Linked DNA regions of Homo sapiens: regions 2 and 3 are each linked to region 1. The links are chromatin loops, found by intact Hi-C in ENCODE. Cell type or tissue: heart left ventricle. All regions are shown on one strand.

Region 1 (8,000 bases):
GGATCCACTTTCCATCTCTGCAGATATGCCTATTATGGACGTTTCTTAAAAACTGAAATCATGCACTCCGTGGTCCTTTGTAACTAGCTTCTTTCCCTGAACATGATGTTTTCAAAGTTCATTCATGTTGTAGTGTGGCTCAGAACTTCCTTCCTCTTTATGGCCATATAATACTCCACTGTATATATGTACCATAATTTATTTATCCAGTCATCAGTGGACGGGCACTAGGTTGTTGCCATGTTTTGGCTCTTATGAACAATGCTGCCCAGACCACTCACATATTACCTTACCTCTCACCAATGACTTTAAAGAAGCTCTGCCAACCTGCATGAGCTGCACATCTGGTGACAGGTTTGTGACTCAGTACAGACTTTCTCCTTTCTTCTGCTGGCCTCACACTTGCCCCCTGTTAACACCCAAGTGTTCTTGTTTTGGGAGGAGTGTAGGCAGCACCCTGAGTTGTATGTGTCTCTTGGTACCAGCTACCATCTTGAGTTTGAAGAACAAGATGGCTGATTTTGAGGGGTTCTCAATGGAGCTTGTGTCAACACAGTGCCCCCCATTGCATGCAGGAGGAGGTTCCCGGTGCTGGAAGTTCTATGTAAAAGGCCCCAGGGAAGGCAGTAAGGTCCATTCACTTATCCACCTAGATGCCACATTGAGGCTGAGGCCCCAGGTGGCCTTATACATAGGACCAGCCCTCTATAGCCCTGGCCTGGATTGTTCCTGGAGAGGGAGGACCTCAGAGGGTGCAAGGCTTTGTTCTGTCACCTCTGTCACTTTGTTCCACTCATTTTTCGCCTCACTATAGTCTTCCAGCCCCAGGCCAAAAACAGCATAAAATAGAGCTTCTCCATCCTCCCCCAGCACACCACCCTGGACCACCAGGCACTGTGCAGATTCTGTCTTCCTTCCATGGCCTGAGCTTCCCATGCCCTCCCTCCCTGCAAATCACTTCCTGCTGGACTCTTTTCCAAGGCTGGGGGCTCCATGAGGACAGGTGCCTGTGCTGCCTTGTTTGTCCTGGCACACTCAGCCCTGAGCAGAGTGTCAGGATCACAGGAAAGATAACGATGATGATGATGATGATGGCATCGATGACAGTGATGATGACAATGAGGCTTACTATGTACCAAGCATTATCCTATGTTCTTTACATGTTTCGGAACTCATTTAATCCTCACAAGGATTCTAGCAGCCAGATGCTATTATCTCCATTTTACAGATATGGAAACTGAGGCACATAGAGGTTAGGTCATCTGCTCAAAGTCACACAGCCATCAAGAGGAAGAGCCAGGATCTGACATTCACAGTCTAACTCTAGAGCACAGGCCTCTAACCACTGTCATGGTTTATACACATACACTACATAGATGTGAGTTGTTCTGGGATGGATGGATGGGTGGACACAGGGGACCTAACAGTGGCTTCATGAGAAGCCCCGAGTGGCCCGGTATGCCCCATTGAGCCACACTGAGTCTTGGGACAGGGTTAGCTCCCCATGGCTGCTGCCTGTGTGCAGGTAAGGAGGCCAGGAGGTAGGTTAGAGCCCAGGGCTGGAGGCCCACACCGAGGAGGCTGGCACCCCCTGGGCTCGTGTTACACTAGGGGCTATGGCCAGTTCCCTCTGCCCGGCCTCAGAGCCGAGATCCTAGTCCCTGCCGCCGCCGGTAGGGAGCCTCGGCTTCCTGTCCATTGTCTCCTTGGGGCACACCCGGTGTGTTCCTGAAGTGACCTGGAGAGGCAGGGAGGGAGGGAAAGAGGGAAGGGGGCCAGCCCAGAGCCTAGTCAGGGTGGGAGAGGGGAAACGAGAGGGGAAGACTTGGTGTTTTTCCTTATTTGTGTTTTGTATTAAAGAAAACAAATAATATCCTTTGAGAAAACCATTAAACAAAGCACATCCTAAGGCCCCAGAGGCCTATTGTGGCTGCCTGGAGCCCGGAATTCATTCATGCTTTCTTGGCTAGATTGTTGGAGGCAAGAGAGACGGGGGTGAGAGGAAAGGATTGTTATTAAAATGTATTTTGAAATGTGTTGCTCCCTCCCTGCACTCAATCCAGTCCAGGCCAAGTGGCCATAACTCCAAGGTCCCTGTGTCCTCCTGAGTCTGTTGTTCTCCCATTACCTCTCTGGGAAGCTCCCCAAAACTGGCCAGTCCCAGCATAGCCAGGGTGGTCAGTTTCCCCCATGAGCTTGGGGGCTGAGCCCCGTGAAGGCAAAACAGTGGGACCCTCCTTTATGGAACCTGAATCCCGAGGGCTGCATGTGCCCCACCACAGGGTGTAACCCACAGGACTATGATCTCTAACTCACTGTGTGGCCACTCTGGGCCTTGGGCTCCCTGCCTGTAAGGTGGGGAGTGGGCCAGAATAGACCCCCTCTGACTGCTCTCCAGCAGCCTGGACCCTGTGGCTCCCTGTCATCCAGCGCATGCTCAGGTCGCTGCAGGTGGGTGGGAGTCACACTCAGGCTATGGCCTCTGCATCCAGGCCTATACCCAGGTGTCCCAGGTCCAAGCCAGACCACTCCCTCCCACTTGACTCCAAGCCTTGGTACCCCCTACTCCACCCCAGGCCGCTCATAATGGAATGGTAGTGCATGGTGGTGCTCTCTGCCATGTCCACACCAGAACACACTTTTCTGTTGGAGGAGGGATGGGAAGAGGTGGTAAGAGCAGAGCTGGCCATCAGCCCAGCTTGTGCAAATAGCTCTGCCTGTGATCCTGCATTTGCAGGATCTGCCCTGGGTTGCAAATAGAGGGTCTCTCTCCAACCTTGATGTAGATGTAGAAATAGTTGCTGTCATGATGACAATACGCAAAAGACTATCCTTAGAATTTTCCCCAGTTCCTCCTTTAAAGTTGAAAAAGGAGCCTGGGCAACAAAGTGAGACCCCATCTCTGCAAAAAATCAAAAAACAAGCCAGGCGTGGTGATGTGTGCCTATGATACTGGCTACACGGGAGGCTGAGGAAGGAGGATTGCTTGAGCTCAGGAGGTCAAGGCTGCAGTGAGCCGTGTTTGTACCACAGCTCTTCAGCCTGGATGACAAAACAAGACCCTGTCTCAAATAATAATAATAATGATGATAGTAATGCTGAAAAAGTAATTTAGCTAATTCCATGTTTTCCTAAATACTCCCTAGGCAATATAGGGAAAGAAGATCTTGGGTAAAAATTTCACTGGGGGTGCCTGGACTAGGTTTAGGAGACAAATTTCCTCTTCACAGGGCTTAGGGTTTTCAGGCTTCACCTCCTTGGTCCTCTAGCAGCCCAGAGAAGAAGGGTAACATTCCCATTGTGTTATGGAACTTGTGCTTAGAGAAGTAACTTGTCCTGGGATGCACAGCCAGTGAGCTGCAGAACCTGGCCCCAGCTCTGTTGCTCATTTTCTGCAAAACCTTGAACCAGCTTGTTCATCTTTCCAGATTTGAATGTCTCATCTGTAATTCAAGGACTTGGACATAATGGATTCTAAGGTCCTCATTGTCCCTACTGTTCTTTGATTCTGTAATTCCAGCATCACTGCCTGGTAGGAAGTTCATTGACTCTACTGTTTTTCCTTTTTCAGTCTGGATTTGGTGGTTAGAGTCTAGTCTCTCCAAACTCTTGATGTCTTTCTGTCTTAGATGCTGGTGTACTTAGTGCAGTCCCAGAGGTGCTTTGCTCTCTTTCAGGAGTTACTAATGATCCCCCTTCCTCCCCCCATGACACAGGGCTACCACCCGATGCCCCATGAAGTGGAGATCGCACACACCAAGAAGCTGTTCCGCAGGAGGAGAAATGATCGAAGGTAGGAGAGACTTCGTCGTGAGCTTTGGGTTTTCCTTTCCTGCTTCTGCCATCTGTAGCGACGTCAGCTTTGGCCTGCATTTCGCTTTTCCCAGTCACCAGCTGATCCTGATGAGATGGGGTTGGTGGCATCGTGGGTTGGTTACTGGCTGGGGATTCCCCAGGGGCAGAGTGGCGGCTCCACTTCTCTTGTTGGCCTAGGGATTGGCTCCCTTCAGGCGTTTGGCTGAGAGCCCACCATCACCACTGCCTCTTCCTGGGGGTCAGGCAGTGACCAGGCTTTGCAGTTCAGGAGGAAAAATGCTGTTTCCGCTGACCTCAAAGCAACAATAGTGGTCCTCAGAAAATAGGACTGGCTGGCTGTGTGTTTTGAGACATGGCCTCCAGGAGGCTCCTGGAGCTCACAAGTGCAAGAGTATCTGTTTTCCTCCTCCCTGGTCATTGGGGGTTGTCCCTCATGCGTGCTGGCTCTGCTGTCACAGGCAACACACAGATCAGCAATGGCACATGCTACTGCTCCCAAATTCCTGGGGGAACCCACTTAAACTAAGGCAGAAACCGAGATCTCCTGTGGAGCTCAGACTCCCGAGTGACAATGGGGCCAGGAAAGGGGCAATGAGGTAGCCCTGGATAAGAACATGCAGCTGAAATTGAGCATCCTGGGAATGTGTGCATTTATTTTCAAAAAGGCTTTCTTATAAGGGGAGATCTTCAAGATATATTTTAAGTGGAAAAAATTCAGGTGCAGAGTAATGTTTCTTATGTGTGGTCATTTATGCAAAAGGGGGAGTTAGAGTATATTTTTTGCTTGAACATGCATAAATTATTTCTGGATGGAAATACCAAAAAAAGAACGAACAAAAAGGCTTATGCCTCAGGAATTAAAATGAGGTGTTCCTCTATAGGGAATATATTCTTAGATAAAGATGACGGCTTTTGGTTCTACCTTTAATGAACAGAGAATGTTCTCTGAGGGCCAAGAAACAGCCGGTGGACATGCCTTGCTCAGAACCCTAGCGGCGCCTGTGCTCAGGCTGGCTGGCCACCTCCTTAGGCTGAGACCAGGGTCTCTGATCCTTCCCTACGCATGCACACCCTGAATAGGGATTATTAGGTGGTGACTGCAACTCTCAGGGTGGATGTAGGCCTGGGTGCCCAGACTGCTTTGTCATCCACTGGTGGATTAAGTGGATCTGAACACATTCACAGAGGATGGCAAATGTATAAGTAGCTTGGGAAGAAGGCAGTGTCCTGGCTTAGAAATCAGAACCACCAGACACTTTCTGTAGAAGCACCAGGCATCAAAAAGGAACACTGAGCAGGAAGAGGTGGACCCAGGCCTGTTCCTGCCTTGACCAGAGTACAGTTTATCGCATCGTGTGTGCTGCCTTTTTGCTGTGCAGCATCACAGAGGCAAATTCCTGGTTTCTGGGTTCCTGGTAGAGGGAAGAAGGAGGCAGCACCCCTCAAGGAGGAATAGGGTTCACAGGGGCCTGGGAGGTGTCAGAGAGAGCAAAGGCTTTATGTCCTCTGCCTCTGGCCCTGTAGTCTCTGATGGCAGGGAAGACCCAGAGTGTGTGTCTGGGAGGTGTGGAGAGTCCCCGAGCTTCCTGATGAGAAGTCACCCTCTGCCCCACCTCTCTGCGCCCAGGCAATGGCAGGCTGCCACCCAGCATCCAGGTCAGCCTGCATGTCCATTTCTGGGCCAGGTCACCTCACTCAGCAGGAAGACCCTGGACAGTGGCAGGCCTCCGGAAAGCAGCAGCGTGACCCAGGGATGTAGGAAGAGGAGCGCGGCATGCAACGGCTGGGAAGCCGAGCTTCCGCTGAGCTGCGCTCACATTCACCAATGTCCGGGTTAGGTCAGCACACCTCCCAAAGGATGTGGACGGGCCAGGGTCCAAAGTGAGGCAATAAAGATGATTAAAGGGGTGGAAAGTATGTCCTGTGAGGAGTGCTGGAGGGCTGGGGCCAGGGAAGAGGAGGCCGGAGGGAAGGAACATCGTGCCGTGAAACTCATGAAAGATTTATACGGAGAGATGAGGGGCCGCTGCCTCCATGTCCACAGGGACCCAGACTAGAGGAAGTCAGCTTGGATGGAAGAACAGAGTTTTCAGCTAGACCGAAGACAGACTTATGGAGCAAACATCTTGACCATTTGGGGCAACACTGTGCAAGTCAGAGCAGCAGCCATGCCTGAACACAGAGCGTGTGCTCGTCGGGGCGCCCCGCTCTAATTCCTCTTCTAGATGCGGTAGAATCCGTTACTCACTCACAGCCTGGAGCTGTCGTGGAGTCCTCAGGTGATGGGGACTTTCAGGAGGAAAGCAGGCAGCCATATAGTTTAAGGACCTTTTTGTCTAAAAGCAGGGGTCTCCTGAGTCTGTTTTGGGAAATCGTGGGATTCTGCCACCCAAAGAGCCGCTGCAGAATATTATCAGGTGACCCCTAACCTTCCCAGCTAATGACCCATAGTAGTAGCCTTGCTAAGTGTCAAACCTGCATATTTGACCTTGGAAGTCCATACTTGTGTGCAGCAGGTTCACCTTCCTAATATTCTGGGCTTAAACTACACTGGGAGGGGCTTGCATTTCCTGGGCACGCATGGTGGCAAAGGGAGAAGTGACCAGAATCAGATTTGGTGGACAAAGGGCACAGCCAGCATCTGTGCCATGCCTCTGATCTCCCCCCACCATATGAAGGGAAGGGGCCAGCTGTATCCCTCTGGTGGCTTGGTGGCTCTCCTTGGAATGGAGAGGAGTCTGTGGCTTTCCATCTTCCTGCAAAGTGGCTGGAGTTGGTGTCCGATAGCTGCAAACTCCAGGCAGCATGAGCGTGCTGCTGAAGCTAGGAGCATGCAATTTCCCACAGCCTGGAGCAGGGATTTTCAGACTGGGACCTAAAGTCCTAGGCTTCATCAAAGTCTGTGTCCCATCCCAGTTCCAGCTGCACTCTCAGGGGTTTTTGTGTGCCTTACTGCTTTTATTTTCCACTTGTTTAAGTCTGAGGCTGTTAGCAAGCTGAATTATATAGCAGTTTAGGGACATGCCCTGGAATTAGGAGCTGGATGGGAATCCCACCTCCTCTCCTCACTCACCCTATGATCTTGCCAATTACATCACTTTTGAAAGCCCTGTCCCTTCTTCTACAAAATGGGTTCACTAGTCAGGGAGCTGAAAGGAGCTGATTCTAATAAAGCACCTAGAAACACGGTCTTAGTGTTGGCCCACTCTGCAGGTCAGAGGGGGTCCTAGGTGCTCAGGAAGGCTTTCAAGGTAAGTGTGGAGCACAGGTGTCTGCAGTGAGCGGGGAGCTTTTGTCCTGTGATTGTGGCAGCAAACCCGGAAAGCCTTGCCCTGCATTCCCTCCAGGGGCGGGCCGCTAGGATCAATTGTTCCTTCCCCTGGATCCACTTTTAAAGCCCTACCCACACTGTCAGAGGGGGCAGAGCCTGGGCTAGCAGGGAAGGAGGCCCCTTCAGAGTGGTCACCTGCAGACTCTGCTCCTGATGCCATGGGCTGCGTCTAGTGAATTGTGGATGTCTTTTTTCCATTTTGAAAAAAAAAAATTAAGCTCATGGACAGTTCAAAGGTTTCCTCAAGAATGTTCTTGACATTTGAACAACTAGTAACCACTTGTTTGTTTTTGGAAGCTAAGAAAAGACATTTGCTGATTTCAGACAAAATTATGCATTTTGTGACATAAATGTGCTAAATGAGTGTTCCACGCGTTCCTCAAAGAGCAGCATGCCTTCTGATGCTCTGGCCCCATGCAAGTTGGAGACCTGTTGCTTGGAACGGGGGCTGCTAAGGCTCGTTCCCCCCCTTTTCTCAAAGCTTTCTGCCCAGAGCACATAGACCAGAAGAGCAAGCTCACTAGAGGGCTGGAGACCCGGCGCACTGCCCAAGTTGACCCTGAGTGAGGTCCCTCACCGCTGGGGAGGATATTTTCTCTCCCCACCACACCCTGGCTGCATTTAAGAGATGAACACATTAAGGCAATGAATGGATGTTGTAGCCTGAGCTCCCTGGGAAGCAGGCTCTGGGACAGTGATTATCAGCAGCTGCTTTTAAAGGCATGCCTTTGGTGTTGATACTGGTAGAAGATCAAAAGAGGAAGTGGTATCAGCAGAGAGAAGTTGGGCTGCAGTGCAGTCTTAGAGAGTTCTGAGCCTGTAGGGGAGGTTCTGAAGTTGGGCTGACTCTTTA
Region 2 (8,000 bases), 330 kb after region 1:
ATTTTTAACCTTTCTTCTTTTCTAACATAAACATTTAAATATATATGTGTGTGTATATATATATATGAACAATAGACACTAGGGACTCCAAAACGAGGGAGGAAGGGAAGGAGAGAGGGAAGCAAGTGCTGAAAAACTTTCTATTGGGTACTATGTTCACTATCTGGGTGACAGGATCATTAGGAGCCCAAACCTCAGCATCATCAATATATTCTTGTAACAAACCTGAACAGGTACTCTTTAAATTTAAAATAAAATTAAAAGGTCTTCTAAGCATAGTTTTATTTGCATCCCACAAGTTTTTTCTCTGTTTTGATATGTAGTATTTTCATGATCAGTTCAAAATATTTCAAATTTCCATTAAGATTCTGACAGATGGGTTACCTGGAAATCTATTTCCAAAAATATGAGGATTATAAAATTATCTTTTTGTAAATAATTAGTCTTGATTCTATTATGGTCAGAGAACATATTTCATTTGAAGTATTTTCAGGTTTGTTGAGACTTTTTTTCTGAGACAGGGTCTTGCTCTGTCACCCAAGCTGGAGTGCAGTAGTGCAATTATAGCTCACTGCAGCCTCGACCTCCTGGGCACAAGTGATTCTCCTGCCTCAGCTTCCCAAGTAGCTGGGGCTATAGGCACATGCCACCATGCCCAGTTAATTTTTTTATTTTTTGTAAAGGTGGGGCCTCATTATGTTGCCCAAGCTGGTCTCAAACTCCTGGGCTCAAGTGATCTTCCTGACTTGGCCTCTCAAAGTGCTAGTATTACAGATGTGAGCCACTGTGCCTAGCCTGTTGAAACCTTTATAGCCCAGTATTTTGGAGTGTGTGCCATTTGTGTTTGAAAAGTATGTTATTGAGTTTGGTGTCCTACATACATCCGTTTGGTTTGCTCATTTCATTGCTTAAATCTTTTATAACTTGATTTTTGTATGCTAGTTTTTCTACCAATTAACAAAATAGGCATGTTAAAATATCACTCTGGTTGCATATTTGTCTAAATTTCCTATCAAATTTTCTTTTACATATTTTGAGTTTATATTTTAAGTGCATATAAATTTAGATTATCTTTCTAGTAATTGAATTGACCCTTTTATTTCTTAAAAAAATTATTGCCTTAAAGTTTACTTAAATATATCTACACCAGTTTCCTCATGGTTACTGTTTGCTGGGTATGTATTTCTCCATCTTTTTCTTCCAAAATTTCTAAATTCATGTTCTAAAAATGTCTCTTGTAAATAGCATATGGTTTAAAACAAGGCTGACAATATTTGTCAACATTTGAGCATTAGTCCATTTACATTTAGTGTAATAATGGATTTATCACAAATATCTTGCTTTCTATTTGTTCCACCTGTTCTGCTTTTTCTTCTTTCTTAGACTCTTTTGCAATTCTTAAATCTTCCACTGAATTGATTATTCGAATTCTCTCTTATTATGTGGAAAGCTATACACTTTTATTGATATCTCAAATATTATCATGCATACATGAGTTATCAAAGACTAATATTAAATGAATTTTTACTCTCTTCTTGGATGATGCCAAGTGTCTTAGAACACTTAAAATTCCCACATAAATCCTTTCATTTTCATACATTTTATTTCTCTATATATTTAAAACTCCATAAGACATAATTATTGTTTTATGTAGTCAATATTTATGTGTCATTTTCATTGCTCTTCAATCTTTCCTAGGGCTCTGTCCTTACGTTTGGGATTATTTTCCTTCTGCCTGTAAAACACCTTTTAAATTTTCCTTTAGGGTAGGCGTGCTGATTAATTCTTCTAGCTGTTTCTCTAAAAATGTCTTCATATCCTCTTCATTTTTGCAGGATATTTTCCCTGATTAGAAATTTTTAGGTTGGCAGTCATTTTCTTTCAGAACCATAAAAGGCAGTATTTCACTGTCTTCCATTGTTTCTGCTGAGAAGGAGCTGTCAGTCTAATATTATTGCTCCTTTAATGGTTATATTCCCTCTCCCACCCCAGCAGGTCTAAAATATTATTTTTCTTTGGTCTTCAACAGTTTTACTATGATGTTTCTAGGTGTGGGTTGTTTTTATTTATCCCACTTGGAGTTTGTGGGAGGGATTCTTGAATTTTTGGTGTGATATCTTTCATGAGTTTTGGAAAAGTTCTCAGCCATTTGTTTAAATATTCCTTTCTTCTACTCTTTTGAGATGCCAACTACCCTGCATGTCTGAGCAGGTCAGACATGCTCACTGTACCCTTTAAGTCTCTTACCCTCTATTCTCCATGTTCTGTTTTTTTTACTATATAATTCCTGCTCCCACCCCTCACCCTCAATTTTTCATCTTACTCATTCTCTTTTCAGTTATTTCTAATCTGCTCTTAAACCTGTTCACTGTTCTTCTCATTACAGTACTTTAGTTATAGAATTTCCAATGCGCCTTTTACAGTTTCTAACTCTCTGTTGAAATTCTTGACCATGCGTCTCATTTTTTTGAACACAGTAACCATAGCTGTTTTAAATTCTGCGACAACTTTATCTGGAGTCTGTTTGGATATTTCTATTGTCTGTGTTTTCCTCTAATGGTTTTAATTCAAGTAATTAATGTTGTCTGGTCTTCTCCCATACCTGGGTATTTCTGATTGCAACACTGCAGAAATAATTTGAGGCCTTGGGTTATGTTTACTTCCTCCACAGAATTTGCCATTTGCTTCAATTGGGCACCTGAAGGCATCAGTAATCTGGTTTCACCTCGGACCACATTCAGGTACTGAGGTGGTTTAGAAGTTGAACTGCACTACCCATGAGGGATAGTCCAATGACAGTAATGGAGGACCAACCCTCAAGCTAAGGACAACTTGGAAATCTGGTAAAAATATTTTTAAAATTTGCTTGAAGGACCCCAGAGTCAACAAGATAGTTAAGTATTACTTGTCCAGTTCTATGGGGCTGCTTTTCCTCTGGGGGATTTTGCTAATGCCAGAGGCTGTGTCTGAGTAGCTGACATTTAGACAGCCTTGTGAAGTTAGATTAGGGGTTGAGTATGACCTGGCCAAGGGTCTTGGGGCTACTGGTGAGTCTCCCTTGCTTTGAGTGGGAACTCTGAATAGCTATACGCTAATGAGATTAAATTTTATGCTTTAATTCATACAAAATAAATATGCATTATTTGCTGTGGATTGTGTGTTATAATCTACTTCTCAGTTCTTCATATGCATAGCTAGCTTAGCTCTTCATCACTGAATAGAAACTGACCTCTTTGACTCCAGGAGGTGATGTAGGACACTGGAATTGTTCTGAATTTGGAGTCAGAAGGCCTAATAATCAGTCCCTAAAATCAAGTGGCAACTACTGATATTGCAGGATAGTGCCTAGGAAAGAATTAAGAGACCCAAAGGGTTGACCTTGCAGAGACTCCAGCCTATGAAGTATCAGCAAGTGCCAAAAATTTATGGCTCTGCAAAAAAGCACAGGGTGACTCAATTATGCAGAGAGCTCTACCACCCAATGCAAAACCCTGGCTCCCGGAATCTAAAGGACGAAATGTTGCTTAAAGTATGATATATTAACAATTCCAGTGCTTAAAAGTTTCCCTCACTAAATATTTCTCTTGGATGTACCTTAGCAAGCTCTTAGGAAGTTGCTGAGTGTTCTGATGCTGGTCCTGTGTCCTTTCCACTTTCTATCGTCTACTTCCCAGCTCCTGTGCTTTCCTTCCAGAGAGAACTGTGTGTGCAGTGTACTTTCTATGCTTCACCTTCAGGGACCTTCTCTTCTTTCCTTTCTCTGTCTTTGTCCTTGAGCTGTGTTGTCTGCACTGCTGAATGGTGGCAGTCCTGCTGCAAGGTTGTTGTTCATAGATTGTATGACACCAGCCTCAACGGGTGACTGTGGGAACTAGAGTTAGAAATCTGAAGCTCTTCTGCAAAGTGCCTTGAACTCTTGATAGGGAAGATGCTATTGAAAGGGACAAATTCTTTTAAAAGTAAATATTGTGGCAGAAGTCTTTGTTGATAAAATGACACAATGCAGTAACAGCTTCAGATCTGGGGTAAAATCAGATGCCAATTTCCATCTGAACACACGATGATCCTGTGTTGCATCATTACACATTTTTACTTCGTGTAAAAATTTCTAAGCAAACTAATACTCAAAATTAATGCAAGTATAATGAAAGTTTATCATTCAGATTTATTGCCATATAATAAATCTTTCACAAAAATCAGGAAGAAGCCTCTGGTGACTTTGCAGAGCTGAGGCAGTGATGCACGTGGTGGGGCCTCCCTCCTGAGCGGGAACCAGGACTGGGAGCATCACTTGCAGGCCTCCATGGAGGCTGCTGCCCCAGCTGAGCTGTTAGCTAGTGAGTGCTTCTACTGTGTGATGAATGAGAAAAGGGAAAGAGGGGAGGGCAATCAGGGTTCTGGGGGCACCTCAGTGAGCCCAGAGGCCTGGAGGAGAGGCTGTATGATTCCCCAGTCAGGCCTTCCTTGGGAGTGTGCCCTCTGTCAAGATGACTGGGTTTTTGAAGGGCCTCATTTCCTCACACAACAAGCACTGACAGTCCTGCAGCCCAGGGACTGTCCTGTGGCACTGCCCAGCCCTCAGACTCAGAGGACAGTTCTGTGGTCCTGCCAGAAGCTCAGCTGTTCCACATGACCCTTAAACATTTAAACAATTTTTTGGTTTAAAGGAAAAGGAAGCCAATCAAAATGCTTTGGAAACAAATTAAAGTTGCAAATTATTTCCCCACATAGTAAATACATATCCTTGCTACCTGAAATGATAATCATCACTCCCCCTGCTGGCTGAGAGCGCTTCTCCTCCTTCAGACTGGCTCTGCCACAAAGCTAAGTATTAGTAGAAGTTGTTGCCAAGCCTCACCTCTAGCCTGTACATGGGCTCTGAGGTGAACACAGGAGTCAGAGTCCCCACTCCAGCAGTGACTGGAGGAGGCCTGACAGAACAAGCCCCTTGGGGACAGGAGGCAAGCTGCACTCACCTCTGGGACCCCACCCGGGATGGGCGCTCCACGAGTCCCTTGGCCTTAGGGAACCTCTGTTTCATTCCATCCAGACGAGGATAGGGAAGCTTCCTGCCCTACCTCGACAGCCTCTAAGAGCACAGCTTGGCCAGGCCTTCCCGTGTGGAGCCCACACAGTGGTGCACTGAGAGGCTGCCAGTGTTTTGACCTTTTACAGAGCTTGGGGTGACTGAGAATGGTTCCTCCGAGGCCCTCGGAAGATTTGATGGACTCAAATAACACGGGCCTGCAGCCCTGGGACACAGGACAGGAGAAGCCAGCCCTGACACAGATGAGCTGGCAGTGGATTCGAACAGTGTGCTCAGTCTCGTCTGGGCTTTTGTGCTTTCTATGTTGAAGACCAAATACTTTTTCTTTGAGAATGAAACTAGGCTCCTTATCTAGACTGTGAAGGGGCCCGTGAGGACACAGAGTGTGACTGGAAAGGAAGGTCCCAACTGGCCCTCAATGTGGCCCCAGTGGCTGTTTCCCTGCAAGAAGCTCCTTCCTCCAGCTCAGGCACCAACACACGGATCACACCGGCCCAGAAACAAAGAGCAAAACATGCTTTTCATCCCACGTGGAATACAGTATGAACAAATTACTCTCCTTTTTCTATTAGTGTGGGTGAAGGAAAAAGACTGTTTTCAAATGAAGCTTTTCTTTTTCCCAATGATTAATACAGAGTAGATTAACTTAATTTGTGCTAGACTCCAATTTAATTCCAGCAACAGTTCACAGGCCATATTCACAGAAAAGTTAATCTGGGCTTCATGAGAAGTAGCCATTTTCTTTTTCTTTTCTTTCTTTTTTTTTTTTTGCGAGACAGGGTCTCACTTTGTGGCTCAGGCTGGAGTGTACTGGCACGTTCTTAGCTCACTGCAGCCTTGAACTCCTGGGCTCAGGCAATCCTCCTACCTTAGCCTCCTGAGTAGCTAGGACTACAGGAATGTGCCATCATGCCTGGCTAATTTTTAAGTTTTTTGTAGAGATGGGATCTCACTATGTTGCCCAAGCTGGTTTCAGATTCCTGTGCTCAAGGGATTCTGCTAACTTGGCTCCCCAAAGTGCTGGGATTACAAATGTGAGCCACTGTATCTGGCCCATATTCTTTTTTAAGAAAAGATGCAGAGGTGTTAAATATTAATATCAAATTGTCCAGGCATGGTGTTTATGAAATTGTGTGCCCTCTGACAGGCAACCAAACACACACGACTTCATTTCTTTATTAATTCCTGCCTCATCATCTTTTCTCATTGATGCTCCTTAATGTCAAAGGAATCTCTCTCTCTCACACACACATAAGACCAAAACAAATATCTTGAACATGCAAAAAAATAGTCTACGCTTTTGAATAGTGTGCACTGTTGAATAGTGTGCACTGTTGGATAGTGTGCACTGTTGAAGTGTGATGTGCCTAAGGCAACAGGATCTTGGGAAAGCTCTAGATTTTTGGCTTCGAAATAAAACTGCATGTTGAATAGCAGGTTTTTACATTTATTATTGTTGTGTATTTCCTCCCCTTTTTGCAATACTATCTACGCTGAGTTATCTATTGCCAACTAGCACCAATTCTCCAAATCAAAGTGTGTGAGGAAAACACACTCGTGCAATCCTCTTTAACAGAAGATACACCAAGTAACCTGTCTGTCTACTTCTGTTACCCAGAAATAAAAGAACTTGAAGGGCTGCTTGGCTGGAGGGGTCCGGGTGGGAGAGCATCCTGCCCTCAGTCGGAATCCATGGTGAACAGCTGGATGTCCTGTGGATTCCAGTACAGGCCGACTGCTGAGTTGTAGACAAGAGACCAGACATAGGGGATAAAAAACTCCTCGGGCTGCTCCTCTTCCACATATTTGAATTTCAATTCTGGAAATTTCTGCAATGAAAATAAGATGATTTTATAATCCCACAGTTCCATGCACAAGCAAAAGTGGTGAGAGTTTGCAGGTGGTGCTGTGGTGTGCGGGGAGCCCACCCACCCCTGCCAACTGGTCACAGGGCATGAAAGCTCTGGGGCTTTAAAATATTTCAGCTATCAAATGGCTCCTGAGAAAATGTGAATTACCGATGGAGAGAGCAAGTAACACAATGGGTCCTGGTTGGCTAATGTCAGTTTGGCTGATAGTTCCCTGCTAGGGACCCCAACAGTGGTTAAGGTATGATGAGAAATATCCTAGCTGAGACATGGACCCTGCCTGGGAGGCAGACAAGGCTCAGGCTGATATTCCCCAGAGTGCAATGCTAGGGACTGGCTTTTGAGAGGCACTGTCCTCAGGGTTCCACCATTCTGGAGGTGAGGACCTTCCCCTTCACAATCCTGAGCCCTGACCTGAAGGGGTAGGCATGTGCCACCGGTGGAGGGGGGCTACTCTGGAGGAGCGGGGGTCTGGGGTGGCCAGCTTTCTTGGCCATAGCTTGGCCTCAGTCTCTTCCTCCCTGGAGGCAGGAGCAATGGCTTTGGCTTTGCGGAGAGGGAGCCCGAGGCTGCTCCTCATGGAGTCTGGGAAAAGGCCTAGGCCTGGCTCTACAAACACATCGCAGGTGCCCTGGTCTGCAAACTCCAGTCCTCTGTTATGTAAGGAGTCGTGCAGCTCAGTGGCCTAAGGCAGCACTTGCGTTTTAGCACATCACTGGGATTTGGGCTTTTGATTTTCTACTTTTATTCCTGGCCTATTTATTCCAGCCAGGGCAGAGGAAGTGATTCCACTTTCAGCAGCTTGAGGAGTGGCTAGAGTCTACCCAAGGCCCCTGGGCCTCTCCTTTGCCAAGGCGTCGCTGGCAGGAGTGGCTGCAGCTTGGTGACCCTTGTCCCAGGTTGGGTGGGGAGAGAGGGGACAGGGTCCTGGGAGGAGGAGGACGGTGGAAGGCTGAGGAAGAGGGGGCTGAAAGAGAGGAAACCACACACTTCCCCACATGCATCCACAGCCACACTTATTATACTATACTGGAAGACATGGCCCATAGGGCAGAGAGGTTTTTATCTGTTTTGTCAGGTGCTGC
Region 3 (8,000 bases), 66 kb after region 1:
AAGAGGAGATGACAGGACAACTCTTTCAACAGCCAGCAGGAATGCCACACTTGGCCTTCAACCCTCCGCTCTAAGAGTATTTATACCCACAGTGTTCAGGGTGGCCAGGTTCCACCTTGTCTAGATAAAGAGCAGGCCCCCTTACGGAGACAGAGGTCTCCCCAGCTCCCCTCCAGACAGCCACCAAGAGGTCAGGAACACACAGAGTGCACGGCGCAGTGCATGGAAGGGAGGCGCTGTTGCAGGGGCAGCCATCAGTGCCTGGGTTACTCTGAGGCCAATCGGCATCATGTGAGCAATTTAAACCCATGGTGTGCCCAAAGGCCAGCTTTTCCTACTTCTAGGTCTTCCCTCTCTGGGCCCCTCTGTCCAGGAGAGGCGGATACACTCGACCAGAAGCAGAACCATGGGCACAGGGAGTCTGCGTCATGCTGGCTCAGCATGGCTCTGCCCTTGAAACCCAGAGCCTAGAATAAGGGGTCCCTGTACACCGCCAGAGTGCCTCACTGCCTCCCACCTAGAGCTCAGGTTTAAAGGCCTTCACTCGGTATCAGGGTGCAGAGCTCTGAGTCTTCAGGGAAAAACAGCGGCCTCTTTGGGGGGGACAGGGAGGAACCTGCAGGGAACGACCCTCCCTTAACCCTCTGCTGGCCCTTCCAGGACAGATCCCAGGTCCCAGAGTGAGAGAAGCTTCAGGCCACTTTGAAGTATGAGGACAGGCATGCTCAAAATCGTCCCCCCTCCAGCACCCCCTTGACAGTGCCGAGCCTGAGACCAAGTGTATTCCAGAGAAGTCTGTATGCACCCAGGTCATTCACACCTAGACCCATTAAGCAGAGAGGGCTTGGGAGCCAGCACGTCACCATGTCATGCCCCTGCCTCCCAGTTTTCCGTAGAGCAAAGGCCATACGAAAGAAGGGGGTAGCTTAGGAGGTATTTGGGGAAAGCCAGACTCCAGCTAAAGCTGGTGAATAGCTATAATCGGAATAAGTGCATTCTTGAGCAGCTGCGTATTGGAGCGCCACATATTGGACCCATACTTAGCATGGACCCCATTAGGCAACCGTCATTGCATTATTCTGAGTATTAAAAAAAAAAATGTGGCAAGGGGAGTAATATCTCTAAAGTGGGGTTCGAAGCACAGTCACCTGGAATCAGCCTTCCCTGCCATAGACCCTTCCTTTAATGCCTTACCACCTGTGGCATAAGAAATAACTCAAGCGGCCAAGAGCCAGCCACCTCCCCCTGGCTCTAGTTGTGGCGCCATGCAACTGGTTGACTCTGGGTGGATCTCAAGCGTGGCAGCCCTACACTTACTCTTCTGTTAAATGGGGTCATAATACCCATCTCCTCCTCCTGCCTACTGCACTGACATTATCATTGTTAAAATCCACTGAAATGCCTGACTTTTACCTGTGTTCCCTTAAGACTCCTCCTCCAGGAGAAACTTGTGAATTTCATAGCAGCATGTTTTTCCTTTTCCTTTTGATGATTCCATTCATTCAAGGTTCTTAGGGGAGGTCCCAGGCAGGGAAAGCGCCATGAGATGCCCACGCAGAGATTCTTCCACAAGTCCAGGGGCCCCCGGCACAGTAGGACTTGAGGTTTGGGTGCAGCACTGTAGACAGCCCAGGATCCAGCCACAAGGAAAGCTCTCCAAGGGGCCCTGGGACTGGCCTGGAGGCCCCACAGGGTTCCCTGAGCTCAGTACTGTGAAACCCCAGTGAAACAGGCACTGGCCTCTGCCTGACACATAAAGGGGGGCAGGGCCAGCTCAGCCAGAGGGCAGTTTAGGAACATCAGAGGAAGGGGCAAGCCCTGTAAGTGGAGTAGGTTGAGGAAGGCTTCCTGGAGGAGGAAGCATGAAGGAAGAGGCAGGATCTGGGTGGAAGGAAGACAACAAGAGGATCTGTAAGTGGCAGGACCCTTTGAGGGACTGGGGGTTGCAGAGGAGGATTGGGGAAGGAGGTACCGCCAGCCTGGCGGAGGGTGTCAATCAGCAAGCCCAGGGCTGAGGCTGCCCAGCCGGGCCGTGACCCCAGGTCACTGTAACCACACTGGCCCGTTCATTTTGCTGGCGCCTGCTTCTTGCCATTTCAGGCCAAGACCATATTTTCATCCAAAACTAAAACTTCTACCTCAAGAGGCGTGAGTTTCCTGCCAGCCTTGGGCCGTCTTTTGCAGGTGGCAGAGTGGGCTGCTGAATCTGCGACCCTGGCCAGGCTCCAGGGCCTCTGAACCCTGGGGTTTTGCTGAGGCAGGTGGTGTGGCACCAAGGGCCTGGCATCTGAGGCCAGAAGATACCCGCCACCCCTCCCTGGTGAGGTTACTGCCTTGTAGGAGAGGGTAGGGATGCCCACCTCCATATGCCCCCATGTGCCCCAACCAGCCCCTCTTTGTGCACCAGCTGCTTCCAGAGCTATATGGAGATGGGCGCCCACCGCCCAACCAGGCACAGAGGTGCAGTGCTCGCTGTGGGGGAGGGGGAGCATGATGCCACCCCCAGGAGCTCTGCAGGAGCCAGAGCAGGGTTGTGCAGGAGGCTGCCATGGGGCGGGTCTGCACAGCAACACTTGCTGCTTTCACCTCACTCCCCTCTGCAGAAGCCCCTTTTCCTCCCCTCCCTCAAGTGGTGGAGCAGGAGGCAGAAAGTCTGAAGCCAGCCCCTCAACTAATGTCACCGTCTGAGCCTCAGCATCCCCATAGGGGAAACGAGGGCACTGGGTCGGGTGTGGTCTGTGGGTCAGGTCTCCCCAGCCAGGCACCAGGCCCTCTCCAGCAGAGCCTGTGGCACCTCTGTCTGCCTCGCACAGCCCCTCAAGTGCCTTGAGCCTGTGAAGGTTGCAAGGAGGTCTAGGACTAGGGAGAGGCTGGAACCCACTGCGGGTGGGAAGAGAAGATGGGAGCTGCTCTGTCTGCAATCTGGCAGTTGTTTATCCCAAACAGGGAACCAGAAGCTGAGGATTTAAAGGCTCGGCGTGGGAGGAGGTGCTCTGGGCTGCAGGAGATCCGGTGGGGAGCCCCAGCCCTGCCTTTCCCTGGCTGGGCGACCTCAGGCCAGGCCTTCTACCCTGATGGTGGCTTCCTCACCCATAAAACATGGAGAGGTTAGAAGTCATTTCAGACATTCCTTCCAGCTTTGTTATCCCAAAGCAGATGCGCTAGGCAAACAGAGGGTGCCTGCTAAAATGCCTGTTGCTGACTGATTGGTTAGCGGGTTGACCAGTGCAGAGCAGGACCCATCCCCAACTCTCCCCACCCGGCGGGTCTGGCCGGCTCCTTCCCACCCGCCTGGCCCCATTTACAGAGTCTGGGGCCTGCTTGGCTTGTGTGTGCTGGCGGCAGCACCTGCTGGGTGGGCAGGGCGGCCTGCAGGGGGCACCAGTGTGCAAGGCCAGCCCTTCCTGCCTGCGGCCACCTCCCAGCATCTTGGCATCCTGGGGGCTGTCCCACAGGGAAGATTTAAACTATATGATGGTGACCGCCACCAAGCCACCCTCCTATGTGCAATTTTCAGACCCCTTGGGGTCCCAGCCCTGAGTCCAGAAACCTCAGGCTGAGAGTTGGACTAGAACCCACAGCAAGGGTCCCCTCCAGACCTCCAAAACGGGCCAGTGTAGTACTCATTCCCATTTTATACCCAAGACAACCAGGGCTCTTGGAGGCCACAGGAGGGCCACCGAGGTCTCAGGTAGCTTAGAAGGAGGACAGAGCATGGGTCCTGGATTCCCTGGGAACAGTGCCTGCCCAGAGACCCAGCTGCCCTTAGGAACGAATGAGTATCAACCAGCTGAGGCTGCATTTTCTTAAAATGCATTGGTTTGTCTAGTGTTGTTTATGTTCTTTCTCAAACAGCAGGAAGAGGTTGTGGGAAGAGCCCTGGCTGTCAACAGGCTTCTCCCATGCAGTAGGGGTGGACAGAGGGACTGCAGCCAGGGTCAAGGGCAGGCCATGGGGCGGTGGGACAGAGAGCAGGCCGCAGCCTCATCTGGCCTCAGTAGCCTTGTACAGAGGCAAAGGGGCTTCCGTGTGGGGTGTCAGCTCCTTCCACACCTGCCTGGACCCGGAAACAGGCATGCCTTGAGTCACCAGCAGTGGGCAGCCGTAGAGTCACTGTTTCAACACCGCCAATTTGTTGGTCCCACGCCTGGGGCCCCTGTGGTCATTGCAGTATGTTTTATGGAACATTCTGTGAGGATTCCTCTTGGGGTTTTTTAGCAGCCACCCGTTAGGATGTTCCTAAAGTAGAAGGCAAACAGCCCACAGGGCCTCAGAATTCTAGAAAAAATGTCTGTGCACAGCATGGGAGCCTGAGCCAGGAGGGCATTCTCAGCCATCTTCTAAGGAGCCAGGTAGAAAAATGGGGTCGATTCTATTGTAGTTACTTCCTTATTTTAGCTATTCATTCAGAAATGTTAGCTGTTCAAAGGGTATGTCATTTATCAATCAGGAGGCGGGAGCCCCAGGTCTGCAGGAGTGCAGGGGAGGATGTGAGCAGGTCAGTCACAAGCTAACTTAGAACAAGCATTCAATCCCCCAGAAAATGCACCGGGGAAAGCCACAGGCATTCCCTTTTGGTAGAAAAGGTCCCTGGTCTATCTTCATCGATGGGACTCTCATCCGGGGTTTGTACCAGGGGAACCTGGCCAGGGGATGGCCGTTCAGCCTCTGGGCATGTTGGCAGAAGGGGTAGTTCATGGTGTGCCCTGGGCACCCCATTTCTGATTTCTACCCCTGAGCCAGGAAGGCCTCTCCCATCAACCACCGTGGGACTGTGAAGCAGGTAACAGGCAGAGGTGGTGGGGGTGTCCAGGGGCCTGAGGTGGCGGTGAGGATGGGCATGGAGTACTACACTTCATTGAAATGCCAGCAGCCAGGAGGTGAGCACCTTGGGTTGGGAGTGCTCCCTGAACCCCAGAACTGGAGGCGTTCTGGGGGCATTCTCACTAGCACCGCATCGGGACACATCAGTCCAGCAGGTCGCGCTGGTCCCTGGGGAGCCCAGAATGACAGTTTGTTTCTTTTTGTTCTGGCTGACAATGATGCCACAAAGCTGTTTCAGCCCTGACTGAGAGTACAGGATCTGGACAGCCCCGATTTGAATCCTAAGTTTAATACTTCGTAGCTGTGTGGCCTGGGCAAGTGGTTTTCCCTCTCGGGGCCCCAGTTTTCCATTTATAAACTGGGGTAATAGATAATACCTGCCTCCTTTGGGTGGATGAGGCTTGAATGGTGGGGACGATGGTGTTAGTATAAACACAACATTGACTGGTGTCGCTCATGTCTGGGGGTTCCTGTCAGGGGTCCAACAGGAACACCAGTTACTCCTCCTTTGCCATTGGGCCAGCTCTCTGCAGTCACTGGCTGGATACCAGCTGTATGCATACACTGTGGGCCATAAGTATCCCTTAGACCTTTGTGGGTGGGGGTTAACAGCCCCATTTTATACATGGGGAAAGAAAGTTCCAGAGAGCTTAGGAGGTATACGTCAAGTCACGCAGCTGGTCAGTGACAGACAGAACTGGAGCCAAGTCCCTGGTACCCCACACTCTGTCTCCTCAGAACACACTGCCACCTGCATGCCCTGATTGGTCAGGAGTGCATCTGGAGGGGGTCAGTTATAAGGCTGAGGAGAGGTGACAGGGAAACGAGATAAGAAACATGCCATTTAGGTGGCCATGCTTTCAGAGCCTCCTCCCCACAGGCCAGGCCTTGGGCTCTCCCCACTGCCATCTTATGACCAAAAGAATTGAGAGACAGCTTCCCGGCCAGCGCTTAGCAGCGGGCTTGGGTCTGCTGCCTCCTTTCCTGTCTTGCCGGGGGTGGGGGAGAGTCTCCACCAAGCTGCAGACAGACAGAAGAATGGTTCCTTGTCCTCCCAAGGGGGACAAGACTTCTCCATGTCCTTCCTTCCCACTGGGCTGGTTTCCAACCCACCACCTTCATGATTCGTGAATGCAAAGAGAAGACCACTTAGATCGGTATGTTTTGCTTCCACTTGGCAGCCCTAGGTGCTGGAGGCTGCAGCTCTGGGTGAAGGTGGGCCCTGGTCTGTGGGGTATGGGCATCTGTGAGCACCATCTGCATGCAGCCCCGGAGGTCAGGTGGCAGAGTCTCCCATGACAGGTTCCAGCAGCAGAAGTCCTAAGGAAGCAGCTTGTGTCTCAGATGAGGCTGTGTACCTCCGTTGCCTGTCTAGGCTGGAGGAAGGGTGATGGCACCTTTAACTGGTCCCTTCCTTACAGATCACTAAGTGTAAGAGGCCAAGCCTGCAAAGAAAAAAAGGGAGAGGGAGAGAGGAAAAAAAACTAGAGCCTGTGCGCTATGTCATTTCTAACACTAAATGATTAAGAAGTGAGGACCCTGGGGTGTGAGCCAAGGCAGCCTGGGTTGCTCAGTCCTCTAGAAACCCTTCTAAGCTTTCCTCAGCACACAGCCCAGAGTGCTACCCGGAGAAAGAGCCACCTTGTAAATCGCTTTCTTCACTGTGCTGCTATGCCTTTCAAAACAAAAGCTAAAAACTCCTCCCACCCCCATACAACTTGATTTATCATGACCCCGTCATCTCGGTGTCCCGGTGTTAGTTCAAAATCAGGCTCAAAACTGCAAAGGCTGGAGGGAGACTGTGGGAGGGTGAGGGACACTTTATCCAGCACGTGGCACACGCACCTCTGCCGCGTCGGTTCATGCGTGTCCCTCCCTGCGAGCTTGGCGGGGCACTGTGGACACTGGGTTCTCTGCCTGATAAAGGGGGATCCTTTCATGTAGCATGCATCAAGATGCATGCATGGTGTGCTGGGCTGTCTCAGCCACTCTCCCAGGCTTCCCTCCTGCCGGTCCGCACACAAGAGGCAGCGTGCTGGGGAGCCAGTGGAATAAGGGCCCCACAGGGGCAAGATGGCCAGAGGCCATTTCAGCATGACCAGCATTTATGGATCTCCTTCTGTGTACCTAGCAGGGCAGAGTGCAGGGGTAGGGCTTAAGGAGGGGGGCGTGCTGATAGCCTCAGGAGGCCCATCTGTCCCTCCCTCTCTCCCTGGACTCCTCTGTCATCCCATCCCCTCCTAGCTGGCATGATTTTTCCTGTACTCAGATCGCAAAAGACTAGCAAGCCAATATGTTTGCTGGGGGAGTCACAGAAGGCGAAGACCCCCCCATCCCTGCCTTCACGGAGCTTCTGGCTTTGTGAGCCCCCCTCTTCTTGTTGTCAGGCTCCCAAATGACCCCAAAGGGTTTGCTTGCAAAAGTTTGTCCTCTGGACTTTGTGTTTTTCCCCATCTGCTCTACCCTCCTAGTGCCTCCTGGCTCCGGCCCCAGCGCCAGCCCCTGTCTGTCCCTGCAAACACAAGTCAGCTGTGTGTGCAGACAAAGCCGTGCGCCGCAGCGGGGGCCGGGCCTGCAGAAGGGACATTTCCAGGGAACTCTGGGGGCGGCGGCTGGGAGGGCAGAGGCGACTGTCTGATTAGCAGAGACTCGGCGTCACAGTCTAGGGCAAAGAGGGTGCGGGGGATTTGGCCGGGCCCCAGGGGCCAGTGGCTGTGGGTGGTGACCAGGGGAGGCAGCCAGGCTGGAAGAAATCTGCTGTTTGAGAAGTGGAGGAAACGGGCTGGAGAGGAGAGATAACAGCCCGTTCTCTGTGTATCTGCATGCGTCTGCCGGCGAGGGTGGCTGGAGCCGGGCGGTCTGAGGCCATATCTAGCGAGATTTTTGTTCTGGGTTGTGAAAGTGACCTATGGAGCCAGCAGCAGGGTTCAGGGCCTGGGAGAGAAGACACGTGGCCCTCCCCTCTCCTCCCCTTGTCTTGTGTTAGTCTCCCCTCCTCTCCCCCTTGTCAAACAGTAGAAAAGGGAGGGGGCATGGGGGCAGGAGAGGAAGCATTCTTAGTGCGGTAAAAGGCCTGGGTTTCGGTCTGGATTGTACCACTAATTTGACATATGAACTTGGATACTTCCCCTAATATTTCTGGCTGTCTCTGTCTCATTGGCTGTAAAATGGGGATT

What was found. A loop is a pair of places that touch in the nucleus more often than their neighbours do. Peaks named below come from ENCODE experiments on the same cell type or tissue, not always from the same donor. Only the 100,000 strongest peaks of a DNase experiment are listed, where the experiment ranks them.
Region 2: it touches region 1 in a loop (2.1-fold over the local background); 6 of 110 quality-filtered maps call a loop at or near these places.
Region 3: it touches region 1 in a loop (2.2-fold over the local background); 19 of 110 quality-filtered maps call a loop at or near these places.

What each region holds. Positions count from the first base shown.
Region 1 is chr18:48,707,903-48,715,902 of GRCh38, forward strand. CTIF (cap binding complex dependent translation initiation factor) reads left to right here. Exons shown (of 12, transcript NM_014772.3): 7 at 3,717-3,793. Among named protein-coding and RNA genes, the nearest start is that of MIR4743, 41 kb to the left of the region's middle. In heart left ventricle, a CTCF peak has its summit at 4,170 (motif pointing right); DNase peaks (open chromatin) are centred at 1,669 and 5,560; H3K27ac peaks cover 5,078 bases.
Region 2 is chr18:49,037,329-49,045,328 of GRCh38, forward strand. It overlaps DYM (dymeclin), which reads right to left. Exons shown (of 18, transcript NM_001353214.3): 18 at 1-6,876. The coding sequence ends at 6,727. It overlaps DYM-AS1 (DYM antisense RNA 1), which reads left to right. Exons shown (of 5, transcript NR_148999.1): 4 at 2,672-2,741. Among named protein-coding and RNA genes, the nearest start is that of MIR4744, 8.4 kb to the right of the region's middle. RefSeq lists an enhancer at 7,063-8,000. In heart left ventricle, a CTCF peak has its summit at 4,775 (motif pointing left); a DNase peak (open chromatin) is centred at 4,814.
Region 3 is chr18:48,773,879-48,781,878 of GRCh38, forward strand. All of the region lies in intron 9 of CTIF (cap binding complex dependent translation initiation factor), which reads left to right. It overlaps LOC107985147 (a long non-coding RNA gene), which reads left to right. Exons shown (of 2, transcript XR_001753444.2): 1 at 1-1,911; 2 at 2,947-6,276. Among named protein-coding and RNA genes, the nearest start is that of CTIF-AS1, 64 kb to the right of the region's middle. RefSeq lists enhancers at 2,183-2,683, 2,684-3,184, 4,420-5,361, 4,805-4,944, 5,402-6,033 and 2 more and silencers at 5,015-5,094, 7,118-7,300. In heart left ventricle, CTCF peaks have their summits at 220, 3,364 (motif pointing right) and 3,570; DNase peaks (open chromatin) are centred at 3,373 and 7,433; H3K4me3 peaks cover 884 bases; H3K27ac peaks cover 3,262 bases.